Regions from separate parts of the Homo sapiens genome. Here region 1 is linked to region 2. A link is an interaction called in ENCODE POLR2A ChIA-PET data of the cell type or tissue named here. Cell type or tissue: PC-9. All regions are shown on one strand. Each heading gives the region's core, and the rest is flanking DNA. Links, peaks and the distances in the headings are about the cores only.

Region 1 (13,492 bases), core at 687-3,186, 310 kb after region 2:
GACTATTTCCTTTCTCCAGCAGCTACGTTACTCTGTCTCTGAAGCCATGGGGGAACCCCAGAGGCAGACATCAGCGTGTCCAGGTTGTAAAATCAGACTTGGAGCGCCAGGCAGGGAAGAAAGCACTTCGGCATGTTTTCTGCCTCACTGCAAAATAAATGTATAAGCATTCCAGGGAAACTGCAGGGAGAGGGGAACATTCTTCAGCAGGCAAGGAAGGATAAATGCAAAGTAAACGTATAAGGCTTATAATTACTCATTTGAAGTGTGTAAAATGTAATTAATATGATCTGTGTTGCAGTGCTGTCTCTCTTGTTTTATTTAAGTGAACATAAAATGTAATTTATGAGGACTTCCCCAGGTTAACTGCCAATATCAATTCCTTGAACTGCGTTTTTTCCACAGCGTCTTAAGTTTCTCAGCAATAAAGTTCTTCTACTACTGTGGGGGTTTTCAGGGACAATTTATGCTGAGGTTTGGGGTAGGGGCTGGTTCTCCTTTACCCCAGACACTCACACCCTCCGCCCCTTAGGCCAGCCTGAAGATGCCAATTCCTATCAGTTATCTTCTCTGTTAATGTGAGGTCTTTTTCATGTCACTGTGATGACAGTGGTATACAGAAAAGGCTTCTAATAAAATTAAACTCACAAATCTAGGAAGCTACCTTTAAATTTCGAATCTTACTCTTCTATTCATAAGCCTTCAACAGATACATTTAGGGTGGCCTTTAATTAATATTTGGTCCTTTAACACACTTAATCTTCTGATAACAATTTAAATTGCATCTAAAATGTCATCTATTTACAGTTATTTTTGAATACTTCATTTGCCCAATTAATGAACAAGCATTTATTTATTCATTTGTTTATTTATTTTGAGATAGGGTCTCAAGCGGTTGCCCAGACTAGAGTGCAGTGGCAGGATCATGGCTCACTGCAGCCTCAACCTCCTGGGCTCAAGCTGTCCTCCCACTTCAGCCTCCCCAGTGGCTGGGACTACAGGCGTGCACCACCACACCTTGGTGGTGTTTGTATTTTTTGTAGAGATGGGGTTTTGTCCTGTTGCCCAGGCAGGTCTCGAACACCTGGGCTCAAGCAATCCACCCGCCTTAGCCTTCCAAAGTGCTGGGATTACATGTGTTCACCATCCTGCCCGGCTCAAGTATTTACATAATAGAAATCTAATGCCTCAAACTTAGAAATATGGTGAATCTTAAGATTTATTTATTTATTTATTTATTTATTTATTTATTTATTGTTTCAGACTCTTCAATTCGTTAGAGATTAAGTTTGTTTTTTGTTTTTTGTTTTTTTTTTTTGAGATGGAGTCTCACTCTGTCACCCGGGCTGGAGGAGATTAGGTTTTTTAAAATGCTCTAGTATTATATATAAACTTAGATTTCAGCTTAAAATTTCAAATCAAATAAATTGTTCAATTAAGTCTTTCATATTGTATTGCAATGTAGATCTATTCAAAGAGGCCAAAATCTTGAAAATATTAATATTATGGGTTGATTCTTAAACATCTCTATACTTATTTTAAAAACAGTTTTATTGAAATACTATTTACATGTAAAATTCACCCACTTTAAGTGTAGAATTCAATGAATTTTAGCATATTTATAGAGCCGTACAGCATCCCCGCAGTCTAATTTTAGAACATTTCCATCACCCTAGAAAGAAACTCTGTGTCTATTTATTGTCACTTGCCATCCCCACCCCTGGCCTTAGGCAATTGCTGGTCTACTTTCTGTGTCTATGTACTTACCAGTTCTGGACATTTTTTGCACTTCATTTGCAATCATCCTAGGTTTTTAAGAAAACAATTTTGGCATCTCAAACAATATTGGGGTCACCTTCTCAAGCCACTTTTCGGGTTACAGCCTCAGAAGGCTGAAGCTGCTTTCTTCAGAACTGAGCTCTGCTCTGAGTGGGTTCCTGCAGCCTATGACCCAGACTTGAGTCACAGACTGGCTCATTCCAATGTCTTGCCGCCAAAGACCAGACCCACCCAGGTGGCTTCCTTATGTCTTGATTCCTTCCTTGCCTGCCTCGGGCTCACAAACAGCTTTAAGACTTAGTTAAGTGAGAGCTGACTGAAGTCCATCCCGGTGATGTTTGACCTAAGGTCACTGTTCTAAAGTTCTGTACATGACAGCCATGCTCCATTGCCCACCTGCCATCCTTACAGCACCAACTTGGAGGCCACCAGCCAACCTGCTCACCAGCAGCCTCTGGGCTCCGCCTCAGGGTGTTGCTCCACGTCCCAGCAAAACAGCTTAAAAAGCAAAACCGCAGCCAGGAGTTGCATAGATACCTGAACACCCGTGTTCATAGCAGCATGAGTCACGGTGGCCAGAAGGTGGAAGCAACCCTAATGCCCATCAGTGGATGAATGAATAGTGGTATGTATGATGGGATATTATTCAGAATAATAATATGTCAGAATAACGAAATTCTCATACATCCTACAGCATGGATGGACTTAGAAAACATTACGCTAAGTGAAAAAAGCCAGACACAAAAGGACAGACACTGTATGATCCTACTTGTATGAAGTACTTAGAATATTCTAATTCAGCTGGGTTTGGTGGCTCACATCTGTAATTCCAGCACTTTGGGAGGCCGAGGTGGGTGGATTGCTTGAGTCCAGGAATTCAAGGCAAGCCTGGGCAACATGGCGAAACCCATCTCTATAAAAAAAATTCAAAAATTAGTCAATGATGGTGGCCTGTGTCTGTAGTCCCAGCTACTCTGAAGGTTGAGGTGGGAGGATTGCTTGAGACTGGAAGGCAGAGGTTGCAGTGAGCCAAGATTGTACCACTGCACTCCAGCCTGAGTGACACAGCAAGATCTTGTCTCAAAAAAAAAAAAAAAAAAATTCAAATTCATAGAGACAGGAAATAGAATGGGGGTTACCAGGGACAAGAGAGACGGGAATGGGGAGTTGTTATTTAATAAGTACAAAGTGATGTATAGTTGGTGATAGTTGCACAAGAATGTGAATGTACTTAATGCCACTGACCTGGACACCTGAAAGTGGTCAAAATGGTAAATTTTATGTTATGTGTATTTTATCACAATAACAAAAAAGCAAAACTGCAGTTGTATTATTTCTTGCCTTGAAGAACTTATTCAAGGGTTCTGGTTTGACTACAGAATCAAATGAATGCTTTTTCGGTTTGGCCTCAAATCCTTTTCTGGGATGACTTAAAGTTCCCAGCACTTTGGGAGGCTGAGGCAGGCGGATCACCTGAGGTCAGGAGTTCAAGACCAGCGTGGTCAACATGGTGAAACCCCGTCTCTACGAAAATACAAAAATTAGCTGGGCGTGGTGGCACATGCCTGTAATCCCAGCTACTCGGGAGGCTGAGGCAGGAGAATTGCTTGAATCCGGGAGGAGGAGGCTGCAGTGAGCCAAGATGGCGCCACTGCACTCCAGCCTGGGCAACAAAGCGAGACTCTGTCTCAAAATTAAATAAATAAATAAATAAATAAATGAAGATGCCTCACCCTAGCTGGCCCGTCCCTTGGCTATTAGGTGCCGCATGACCCTTGTAAGTACCTACACCCAGGCCCCTGGCCTCGTTGGCCCCATCTGGCACAGTTTCTCCCCCTCCTCTTCTCCAGATGGCCTGCACGTGCGCTGTCTATGTGCGCACCTGTTCCTCATGTCTAGCTGATCCAGCATCCCCAGACTCTTCCAAGATACAAATCCCCTGGGGTGCTCATCAAGCTTGAAGCTTCCCAGGCCCCTTTGTAGGAGAATCTGATTCAGAAGGGCTGGGAATATATGTTTTTTAAATAAGTACCTCGGATGACTCTTATCAGGAAAGTTTAGAAGACCTTGGACTGGGGTGACTGTATTTCAAAACGGTTTAGTTTCCTGTCTTTTGGGAAAGGCACTTCCATTCATTCATTTATTCATTCAGCCCTGAATTTAGGCCCCTTTTAGGAACCGAGGATATTGTGATAGACAAGACAGTCCAAGTCCTTTTGCTCATGAAACTTAGGGTCTCGTGGTGGCAACAGACAACAGCCAATAAAGCATTTAAGATAAAAAGACAGGAGAGAATCAATGCCTTGAAGAAGCATATGGCAGGCGGGGCGCAGTGGCTCATGCCTGTAATCCCAGCACTTTGGGAGACTGAGGCGGGCAGATCACTTGAAGCCAGGAGTTCAAGACCAGCCTGGCCAACATGGTGAAACCCTGTGTACTTAAAAATGCCAAAAATTAGCTGGACATGGTGGCACACGCCTGTAATCCCAGCTACTTGGGAGGCTGAGGCACAAGAATTGCTCGAACATGGGAGGTGGGGGTTGCAGTGAGCCAATATCGCACCACTTTACTCCAGCCTGGGTGAGAGAACGAGACCCTGTCTTAAAAAAAAAAAAGAATATAGCAAAGAATGGGAGGAACAGGAGAGAGAGGAAGTGAGGCCATGGGAGACAGTGTGTCCAGGGAAGCTCTCTCTGGGGACCTGATGATGCGGTCAGAGGGCAGAGTAAAGAAGAGAACAGTTGTTGGTGTTGGGAGAGGGACTCCAGGCTGACAGAGCAGTGAGTGCAAAGGCCCTGAGGCTCATGCTTGGTTTTTTGGAGAAAGAGCAAGATGACCAGTATGGTGGAGGAGGGGCAGAGGCAGGCGGGGCTATATCATGGGGGGCCTCTGGGCCGTGGAAAGACTTTGGATTTTGTTCTAAGATGGTGGCAGGTCTTTGGAGCAGGAAGGCTGTTATGATCTGATTTACGTTTCTAGAAGATTATTCTGGCCGCTGGTAGAGAATAGAGTAGGGAGGCCAGGGTGGCAGCAGGGATACCAGTTAAGAGGTTTTTGTCATAGCCCAAGGGGAAGGCGATGATGGCTTGTACCAGGGCGGTGAGGACAGAGACATGCTGATGGGTGGGGCATAGCAGACAGAAAAGGGAATTTAAGAAAATTCCTCACTGTTTGGTCACAGCTAGGGGCATGATGGTGGCATCCACTGTGATGGTGAACATTGTGGGAGGGAAATTTTAGCTGTGGAAGCCATGAGTTCTCTTTATCAATGTTTAACATATTCCATTCATAAGCACCCTCAAATTGAACTTAAAGGAAGAGTCAAGTCAAGGCCAGAGGTCCCACAGCAGGGCTGGAAAGCACACCTGTGGGACTTCTGGCCTTGACTTGACTCTTTCCAGATATCTGAGTCAGACGTTTTCAAAGCATGCACCATGACCCACGGGTGTGTTGTAAAATGGATTTAATGAGTTGTGACTAGTAGTTCATAAAAGAACAATAGAAAATGTTAGTTTGTCACACATAGTAAGGATAGTACTTTTAAAATAAAACTTGTCTCGGTTTTCTATATATATTTGTATGTAAATCACATGCAAAAAGAGAAAGGGATGAGGCCAGGAATCAGGAGATCTTCATTTTAGCTGCAACTCGGCCTATAGCCAGCAGTGTGTCCTTGGACAGATCACCTTCTATCCTGCACGTCCATTTCTTTACCTGCAAAATGGGGTTAGGGATGAGGTGGTTTAATCTTTTAATACCTGGCACCTCCTCCCCTCCCCTCCCCTCTTCTCCCCTCCTCTCCCCTCCCATCTCCTCTCCTCCCTTCCCCTTCTCTCCCTTACTCTCCCTTTCTCTCTTCTCCCTTCCCGTCTCTCATGCTCTCAGTGGGTGGGCAGCATACCCCACTGGCCAGGAGGATTATGTTTGAGGTTTGTGTCTTAATCTGTTCAGGGTGCTACAACAAAATACCATAAACTGGGTGGCTTATACACAACAGAAATTTATTCCTCACAGTTCTGGAGGCTGGGAAGTCCAAGACCAAAGCATTGGCAGATTTGGTGTCTGGTGAGGCCCTGCTTTCTGGTTCATAGACAGTCCCTTCTTGCTATGTCCTCACATGGTGGAGGGGGTAAGTGGTCTTTTTTGGGACGTCTTTTATAAGGGCACTAATTCCATTTAAGAGGGCTCTACCCCCATGACCAAATCACCTTCCAAAGTCCCCACCCTCTAAAATGATTATCTTGGGGGTTAATATTTTAACATGAATTTTAGTGGGGACACAAACATCCAGATTATAGCACTTTGCGTCCTGCCATTTCTCTTGCTCAGTCAGAATCAGTTTTGAGGATACTTTCCCTAACCACGTAGATTCATTCTCTTTCCTTCTGTGAAAGTCATTGGACTAGGTGGTCTCTAAAGGGCCCTTTTTGTCTTAGATGTGCCTGATGGTGCACTAACCTGTCAGGTTGACAACTGATTTGTACTTGGACAGGGATCTTATACTTTCGGAAGTAGGCATGCTGTCTGGGCATGTTTCTGCAGATGGGCCAGAATTCTCTAAAAGAGGGAATGGGTTGGCTGCTGGGGCCATTGGTTTGGGGGACTCCATTTGGTGACCCAGTTCTTCTCCTGGCCGGTAAATATTTTAATGTATACACTATATTCTTCAAAGCTGAGTATTAGAGTCCCCACTGGAAGGCTTCCATGTCAGTAAATCTCACGGCTCTTGGATGAAGCTGCATCTTTTCCCAAGCTATACCAAGCACATTCACGTAATTCTTAGATTTACTCCCTTGACCTTCATATGCCAAGTTTAATTCACTTTAGTTCTACAACCACCTTCTACAGGCTGGGCGTCGGGAGGGGCTCTTGCTTTGAGGAGCTGGAGTAGGAGAGGCCAACACGGGAATGGCTATGATATAGGTTCAGATTATTCTCAAATCAAATCAACCCCAAATCCCTCAGTATTCTTCAGTGAATTTGCTTATAGGGTCTCCAGTAAGGAGAGAGAGATTTGGGAATGGTTTTAATGGCTCTGAATTGTCCCTGTGGGAGGGACTGGGTGAGGGAAGGAATGGGAAGTTGGAAAACTTAAGTTTGATAATGGCATGAATGACAGGTTAGGCTGAACCCTATTTTCACCTCACTGTTTCGAGGCTCCTGAAAAGTCAGTTGTGAATACAAGCGTGCTGAATGTTTTGTAAAGCTCCTGAAGGCCTGATTGGTGGGAGGATATCGGGTCAACATTTGGGACTGCCTATTTGCTTGGTCTCTATCAGTCCCAAACATCTGTAAGCTGTGACATGTCCCATTTCCCAGGAGTGGGGGAAAGCATGCTGGTTTGTGGGTTTGAATCCCAACTCTGACATTCACTAGCTATGTCGCTGGGTCAGTCCTTAACTTCTTTGAGCCTCAGCTTCCTTGTCTGTAAAATGGGTGTGATACGACCTACCTCCTGGCTGGTGGTAAGTAATAGAGAGAGACAGTAATGAAGGCTCATGTTTACTGGGTCTTGGAGAGTTCATTTAAGGCACATCACAGCACCACGACAGCATATCATATTAATTTTTCTTTTTGATTTAACTACTTTGGCTAAGGTAATTAAACCACTTTGAGGAAGCATTGGCACTTTGAGAAGAATTTTTCAGGAGAGAACATGCTAACTCCTCTTCTTTGTTCATTTGCTATTAGTAAGTCATTTGGTCTGATACCCTTTAGTAGAATATCTTTGGTTAAGTCCTCAGATCACTTGATCTGTTGTTTTTATTCATTTGACACAAACATACCGAGTACCTGCTATGCACGGAGCACTTAGGCAGTGGACAGGTAGAGAGGGGCAAACCTGGCAGGTGAGGGGCTTGGCCAGGCCCAGGTGTGATCTCCAGCCCTGCTTTGGGACCTCTGGCCATTCTGTCCCCACACTGGGCCCAGTATTTTCCTCTGCAAATGAGCAGGGTGACCAGACGAGGGCTAAGAAACCCTCAGACTCCAAACATGAGTTTGGATTCAAAGAGCTACAGGATCCTTGAAATAAAATGAAATCTCACAGAGATAGTGGTTCCTGGGTATTTTTAAATCTCGGAGTGGATTAGCTTCAGATGTAGTTTTCGGGAGGACTTATTGGCTTCTGTTTACCTCTCATATTTATGAGAACGGTTTAGGATTGAACCATGTCTAAGCCAAACTGTGATGTAGAAGGCTTCGGGCTTCTGTACTCTCCCTCCTCTTCTCCCCCATCCCCGCTTTTATTTTGCTTTTTCTTCTCTTTCCTCCAGTTCTGGTATTCCTTCCAGAAATCAACTTAAACAATGCACTTGGGTTCTAAGTTTCTTCTTTTGCATTTAAAAGGAGAGTAGGGCTTGACGTGGTGGCTCACGCCTGTAATCCCAGCACTCTGGGAGACCAAGGTGGGAGGATTGCTTGAATGCAGGAGTTCAAGACCAGCCTGGGCAACATGGCAAAACTGTTTCTACAAAAAAATTGCAAAAATTATCTGGGCATGGTGGCATATGTCTGTAGTCCCAGGCACTGGGGAGGCTGAGGTGGGAGGATCGGTTGAGCCTGGGAGGTAGAGGTTGAGATTGGGCCACTGCCCTCCAGCCTGGATGACAGAGCGAGACACTGTCTCAAAAACATAAAAAATAAAATAAAGTAAAAATAAAAGGAGAGTGTTGGCAGTGCTGAACTCAACATAATGTTAGTCATTGCTAAGGAGAGCTTCAAGGTGCCTCTGTTAGAGGTCAGATTCTTCCCACTCTGAGATCCCCTAACTCTGATTCCCTCCTGGGAGAGCTTCAGGTTGCAGCTGGGTTACCGAGACAAGGAGTTTGTCCTAAAAGCTACCCCTGTGGCCCATGCCCCACTGAGCTACAGACTACCAGCTCTGCTTCTATATAAGGTTTTTTTTGGAGGGGATGTCACTATTTTTGTGTTATTATTAGAAAATGATAAAAACCTCACCACCAGGGGTTTTAAAACCCTGGTGGATTGTAACCAGGTAGAGATTGTTCTCACAGCTAGGTGTTGCTTTTCCATTCCCTGCCTCTCCTGGCCTCAGATTCTTTCCTCCTACACCAATTACTGTTTCACTGCTCCCCACCCACCACACCTTCCACCTTGACTCCCCAAACCTGAGCAATTCTAGGGCTTGTTTAACCCATGGTTCTACAGGGAGATGCCCCACCGCCCTGTGTTTGGAAGTTAGGAATTTAGAGTTGGAAGGGACTTAGCGATCACCTGGTTGAACCTCTTCACCTGACGAAGGAGAAAACGAGGCCCAGGGAGACCTTGTTCAAAGTGAAGATCTTAGTTTGGTGGCAGAGCCAGGGCTGGGATCCAGCTCTGTGGCTTTCCACATGGACAGTTTTTGAGTGCCATGGACCAGGCTAGTTGAGTGCCATGGACCAGGTGCCATTTCATTCCCACTACCACCTTATAATACAGGCATTATTAACTGCATTGCATAGTTGAGTTTCAGAGATTAGGAAGTTGACCCAAGGTCCCAAGCCTAGTTAATGGGTAAAACTAGGACTTGAATCCAATTCTGGTTGAAGCTTCTCCTTCCAAATGGTGTTGCTGGGTGAGCAACTCATCTTGGTTTGCCTGGAACTTACTTGGTTTTAGCACTCAAAGTCCTGAATCCTGGGGATCTCCTTGGACCAGGCAAACTAGACTGGTTGGTCACTCTAGTTTCATCACAGTGACCTCAGAAGAGGATGAGGAAGAGCTGGGAGATTTAATGTCCTTTGAGGGCTGACTTTGGGTCCCCCAGGTACAAAACAGAATTGCCTGTCTTTGCAGGAGCAGCTCCTTCTGAAGGAGCTGGGTATTGCTCACTCCTCTAACTTGATGAGGTTGAATCAGACACTGTTCTGTCTTGACAGATGGGCTGGGCCACACTGCTAGGGTTCCAGCATGAATTTGTGCATTTGGAAAAAACGTTTCTGCAACTGCATTGCTGCTCTGCACTCTCAGAGTGTGGAGCAGATGAATCATGCCCAGCCTGTTAGCAAGTCCGGAGATTTGGAAAGTGTCCGAAGTCAACCGAGTATTAGAGTTGTTTTGCCAGCGGAAGGAGCAGAGACCCATCTGGACTTGGGTGATTTAGTACAGCAGTGCTTCATTTCGAAATGTTGAGGGAAGTGACAGTCCAAAAATGGTAGGAGTTGTAAGGGTAAAAGCGTCTTTTACTGCCTTTCGAGACAGCACGGTGAAGAGCACCAGTGCTGGAAATAAACAGACGTGGGTTGTCAATTTGCTACTTGCCCTTGCTGACTGTGTGATCTTGGACAAGTTACTTAACCTCTCTGGGCTTCAGTTTTCTCAAGTGCAAAGTGGGACTAGATGATATCATTATTACATCTAACTTAAAGTGTTTTTTTATGAGGATTCAATGAAACAATGTGAGAAAAAGGCTGAGCATTGTGTCAGGCATCAGATACATGGTACATTCTCGCTACGTGGTAGTTTATTTTGTGAGATATGACTTCCGTCCCTGGTTCTGCTGCTAGCTACACTGGGCAGTTCAGGCAAGCATGTAAGGTCTCCGAGTTTCTTCTGTAAATCGAGGGGATTGGCCTATACTCGAATCCCTTGGAATTCTGAATGTCTTTGGTTTTAGGACATGCGTGAGAGGCAAGTTCCTACTCAGGGTCCCACAGTATTTCAGTTCTATGTCTTCAGACCTGAATTAACAATCCAGCATCTCCCCTGCATTCCAGCAGCACTGAGAGGGGTCACAGGGAGTCGCCCAGAGAACCAGGTGGGCTTCATTCCTTTGTCCTGAGCCAGCTCTCCGTGGGCTGCTCTCAGTTAGCAGACTGGGAATGGAGTGTCCACTTGAAAACAACGTGCTCTTCATTACAATGAAACAAACACGAGCGGCTTGAGTTTAATTTTAGCTTCATTTATGTATCGTGGGAGATATAGAACTGTTCCTGGGTCCAAGAAATCATACTGTAAATTGAGCTAATTAGATTCTTTAAAAAAAAATCTTTAATCCCATTGATTTGAGTTTAGAGAGGAGAAAACAAGTGTTGTGGCTAAATAAAACTCCCAGTGGGCGGGGTGGACAGCAGAAGCCTGCCGTTAAATGTCCTCAGGGCCTCAGGGATTTCTTTTGCGGGGCTTTTGATCATCAGACCTTTCATTTTTCAAAGGAAAAAAAAATAACCATAGCCTAATGCTACTGGCAGTTTTCTCCTTATATAGCAAGAACCAAACCTCTCTGATGCTCTTAAAGGAAGTGTTAAATCTTCTATCATTCATAAACCTTTTGAGTACCTACTACGTGCCAAGCACCACAGCAACAAATGAATAGGTTAGAGAGAGGCTCTATCCCCAAACCCAGTGCCTGGCGAGTTGCCCTGCACATCGTAGGTGCTTGATAAAAACTTGTCGAATGAATGAGTGTAATGAAACCATTAATTAATAGTTTGCCATCACAGCATTTTGATGAATCCTGTTGTATTTTGGACTTGTCCTGGAAGTGGCCAGCCAACCAGGTCTCAGGCCAGGAGGAGACTAGGGAGATGTTTGACTTACCTGTCAGTGAAGAGGTGACCCAGTGTGGCAGCTGAGACCATGGGCTGTCTAAGGCAGAATTCTGTCTCCACCTCTTTCTAGTCATGAGACCTGGGCAAGTTACCTAACCCTGCCATGCCTCAGTATTCTCATCAGTAAAGTGAGAATGGTAGTAGTACCCGCACCATGGGACTGTTGTGGGGATTAAATATGTGAACTGCTTGGCGAAGCATTGGTGCCCTCTAAAAGTTAGCTGCCACCATCTGGGCCTTGGTTACTCAAACTTCCCTAATGCCACTTGTAAGATACATGTGAGGTGAATATACTCATGTGCATAATTGCTGGTCCTTCCTTTGCATCCCAGGCAACAGAGTAGGTCCTCATTGTTACCATTTACATATGACTAGCCCAGAAGTCATTTGTGGCCCCTGGAAACCAAAAGCCCCCAGTGGTCTAAACCTGAGAGGGTACAGTGGAGCTCAGCTTCTAGGGAGGGTCCGAACCTTCGCACAGCATCAGCAGTAGGAGATGTTCTACAGCTCTTATTGTAGATGCTACAGTGTCTTCTGAGGTAGATGGAGCCAGGTTGTGTGGAAATTGTTTATTCTGTAATTGGATGCTCAAGAATCAGAAAGCATAAAGAGTATAATTTGTGTCTCTCTTCCCCATGGTGGGGAAGTCTTATTAAAATGCAGATTCCTGGGCCTTAACTTCCATCTCCCCCTCCTTCTGATTCAACAACTCTGGGATGAAGCCCAAGAATGTGCCCAGAAATCTGCTTTTTTAACAAGCAATATCATGGGGAAAGTGAGTAGGGCACACGTTGAGAAACTCTAGTTTTTGGAACATGACACGGAGGATTTGGGGAACTTTATCTTTTCTTGACTCTCCTTCTCATCCTTCCACAGATCACTGGGCCCCTCCTGAGTCGTCTGGCTCCTTCTTTCCTCTTGGGGAGAGATAAAGTGCTGGCCCAAGCCTCCCACCCTGGTGGGTGGGGTGGGCCTTGACTCAGTGGTCTGTATCCTCGTGGCCAGCTGGCCTAGCTGAGTTGGGAGGTGACCCTCACCTCACAGGTTGGGCAGCACCTGTCAGTCTCGAGGCTCAGCTTGGCTCCTTTCCACTCACATGACCTTGACCATGGCCAAGTGCCTGCAGCTAAGGGAGGCGCGGAGGGGTTATCTGTAAAATGCAGGTACTTCCTTTACCGTGGGAAGGATCACACTGCACCGACTGCCTGTTGCATAGCGAGCACTCCAGAAACGGTGGGGTTGTTATCATTCCCATAAAAGGCACACAAGGCCCCTTTAGCTTTTGTGGTCTGGGGAGCCAAGGCCGGTTCCCATGGCACCCAGTGAAGTCACGGGCAGGGCTGATGGCTGTGGGCAAAGAACCCAAGGTTCAGGCCCCACACGGTCAAAGCATTTTAAAGGCCTTGTATTAGACAAATAAACCAATTAAATAATACTGCCCCCCATAAAAGCAGACTTTTAATGGATTCCATGGTAGGCTTTTCACCGCGCGGTCCCGGAGCCATGGGCCTCGATGAGCCCGTCTGCCGCCATAGGGAGAATTTAATCTTGCCCGGCATGGGCATAATTTTACGAGTTTTATGGCTGTTTTTACTTCTCCGAAGTGTTGCTATGTCATTGTGCACCAAGGGCAACTTGCGTGCATTTCACAGTTTACCTCCTTTTTGGTGGAAATGAAAAATGAAGTCATAAATTAAAGAAAAACACAACATAGAATTTTTTTCCGTCTTCTTGGGGCAACTGGAGGAACAAAGAACCAGTGTTTCTCTGTACAGCCTGATCAAATTCTAATGGCTTTAATGTATTGACATTTGCCTGCGATTCCCTCCTCCCCAGGGAAGACTGTGGGCATGTAGCTATGTTTGGAGCTTGTACTACTGACCCCGAGAAGACCTGGGGCAGTTCTCTAGGGCAAGGGTTGGCAAACTCTAGCCCAAGGGCCAAATCTGGCCCACTGCCCATTTTTGTTCATTGGTGGAAAAAACTCAAAAGAAGAATAATATTTTCTGACACATGAAAATTAGATGACATTTTCCCAGATTTCCCTGTTCATCAGTGAAGTTTTGTTGGCACCCAGCCACACCCATTCATTTCTGTATCGTTTGGGGAGGATTTCACACCACAGTGGCCCTGCGGAAGAGTTATGACAGAGACTGCAG
Region 2 (2,500 bases), core at 1-2,500:
TGCACCTGTAGTCCCAGCTACTCGAGAGGCTGAGGCAGGAGAATTGCTTGAACCCAGGAGGCAGAGGTTGCAATGAGCTGAGATCGTGCCTCTGCACTCCAGCCTGGGTGACAGAGTGAGACTCTGTCTCAAAAAAAAAAAAAAAAAAAAATTCCTCTATCCTACATCCCTCTTTAGCTCCTTTCCTATTGTTGTTTTGTTTTGTTTTGTTTTTATAGCAAAACCCCTTTAAGAGTTGCCTATACTTACTCCCTCCATTTCCTTATTTTCTGTTTCTTGCTGAACTTCTTCTAATTAGGATTTCTTACCTACCACCATTTTCATAAGTGACCTCCATGACTCAGCCCTTACCTTATAGGATTTCTTGGCAGTGCTTGAAATAGTTGATCTTCCTTTTTGGAGCACTTCTTCATTGGCTTCTGAGACACCACACAGTCTTGGTTTTCCTCCTACCTCCTGCCAGCTCCTTCTTAGGCTCCATTGCTGGGTTCTTTTCCCCTTTTGCAGTTTGAGCGTGCCAGGGCTCTGTCCTGGGCCATCTTTATTTCTCTAAATACATTAACTCCTGGGTAATTTCATCTAGTCCCATGGAGTGACAGTTAATTTTATGTGTCAACTTGGCTAGCATACGGTGCCCAGTTGTTTGGCAGATAAAAGCATAGATGTTGCTGTGAAGGTATTTTTTAGATGTGACTTACAATGAAATCAGTAGGCTTTGAGTAAAGCTAGTGACCCTCCATAATGTGGATGGGCTTCATCCAATTAGTTGAAGACCTTAGAGAAAAGATGGAGGTTTCCCAAAGAGGAAGCAATTCTGCACCCAGACCACCGTTAGTCTCAAGATTGCCACATCAATGCCTGCTTGAATTTCCAGCCTATCAGCCAGCCTTGGAGTTTTCAGACTTATCAGCCCTCACAACTGTGTGAGTCAATTCTTTAAAAAAAAGAAAAGAAAAAAATCTCTCTATATATACATGTATCCTATTGGTTCTGTTTCTCTGAAGAGCTGTGACTAATACACATGGTATTAAATATCTTTTATGTTTGACACCAAATGTTTATTTCTAGCCTTGACTTCTCCCTTGAACTCCATACTTACATATCCAACTGCTTAGTCAACCTCTCCATTTGGATAATAATAGATCTGTTAACCCATACTATGGATTTGTCCCAAACTATTGTTTTCCCCCACCTCCCATCTTTCTTCCTCCTCTCTGGGTGTTCCTGCTTTTCATTGAAGAGTGCTATTATTTACCCCATTGCTAAAGCCAGAAATCTAGCGTTATCATTGATTCTCTTTCTCTTACATCTCTTATTCCATCCATCTGTACAACTGTACAACATATATCTGTGCAATTAGCTTTACCTTCAAATGTATTTTTTAACCTCACTAATCAGCCTTTATCATCTCTAGCTTGGACCAGGACAGTAACTTCCTAGCAGGTCTGTATATCTCCATATCTCCACTTTTTTTTTTTTTTTTTTTCTTTTTGAGATGGAGTCTCACTGTGTCGCCCGGGCTGGAGTGCAGTGGTGGGATCTCGGCTCACTGCAAACTCCGCCTCCCGGGTTCACGCCATTCTCCTGCCTCAGCCTCCCCAGTAGCTGGGACTACAGGCGCCTGCTACCACGCCCGGTTAATTTTTTGTATTTTTAGTAGAGATGGGGTTTCACTGTGTTAGCCAGGCTCATCTCAATCTCCTGACCTCGTGATCCGCCCGCCTCAGCCTCCTGAAGTGCTGGGATTACAGACATGAGCCACCGAGCCCGGCCATATCTCCACTTTTAAGTCCCTGCCCTCCTTAGCCTATTTTCCACACAACTGAGCAATTATTTTATCATACAACAATCATTTCCTTCTCTTCTCTTCACACTCTGGCATCTTACCACATTTAAAATGAAATCCAAAATCCTGACTATGGCCTGATGATGGATGTGACCCCTGGCTATTCCTCTGACCTCACTTCCTACCACTTTTTTTCTCACTCATTAGGCTTTAGACATACTGGTTACTTTGTGGATTCTTGGATAAGTCAAGCAGACTCCTAGCTTAGGGCTTTAGTATGTTGAAGCCAGAATAAAAATGTGAGACAAGTCTCTAAATTAAAATTTTTTATTTGGAAAGAAAGAATAGCAATTTGGGGCATATATGCAGACAGGGTGGTCTTCAGTATGTCTGAAGAACAAAGAGAAGGTTAGAGGTTTTAGAAACAGGAGAGCTGTTACATATTGCTCTTCAAGAAAGTTCTTTGGGACTAGTTAGGGTTTGGGGAGCTAGCAAGCTCTGGTGAGTGATGGCAGTGGGCAAAATTAGTCCTAGAGTTTCAGCAAGTTCTCTTAGCATTTATAGATAAAGCTGGTCTCAGGTTACAACAGGCAGTTTCAGCAGTCAGGCTTGCAGAGAATTACATTCTTGGAGCAATGTTTTGTACCCTGAGTGCTTTTCCCCCTAGCCCCTTGGCTCTGATTTAATTGGGAATGACAAGAATGACCCAATTTT

What was found. ChIA-PET counts read pairs that join two places held together with the same protein. Peaks named below come from ENCODE experiments on the same cell type or tissue, not always from the same donor. Only the 100,000 strongest peaks of a DNase experiment are listed, where the experiment ranks them.
Region 1: POLR2A ChIA-PET joins it to region 2 with 21 read pairs; 2 of 35 experiments call an interaction of 5 or more read pairs at or near these places.

The regions. Positions count from the first base shown.
Region 1 is chr12:104,586,540-104,600,031 of GRCh38, forward strand. All of the region lies in intron 1 of CHST11 (carbohydrate sulfotransferase 11), which reads left to right. It overlaps MIR3922 (microRNA 3922), which reads left to right and starts at 5,094; the gene lies at 5,094-5,177. In PC-9, for the core only: no CTCF peak of the experiment used is centred there; a DNase peak (open chromatin) is centred at 2,082; H3K4me3 peaks cover 2,308 bases; H3K27ac peaks cover 2,500 bases.
Region 2 is chr12:104,279,933-104,282,432 of GRCh38, forward strand. All of the region lies in intron 3 of TXNRD1 (thioredoxin reductase 1), which reads left to right. TXNRD1-AS1 (TXNRD1 antisense RNA 1) reads right to left here and starts at 911. Exons shown (of 2, transcript XR_007063431.1): 1 at 352-911. RefSeq lists a silencer at 2,139-2,433. In PC-9, for the core only: no CTCF peak of the experiment used is centred there; DNase peaks (open chromatin) are centred at 1,009, 1,859 and 2,369; H3K4me3 peaks cover 1,658 bases; H3K27ac peaks cover 2,500 bases.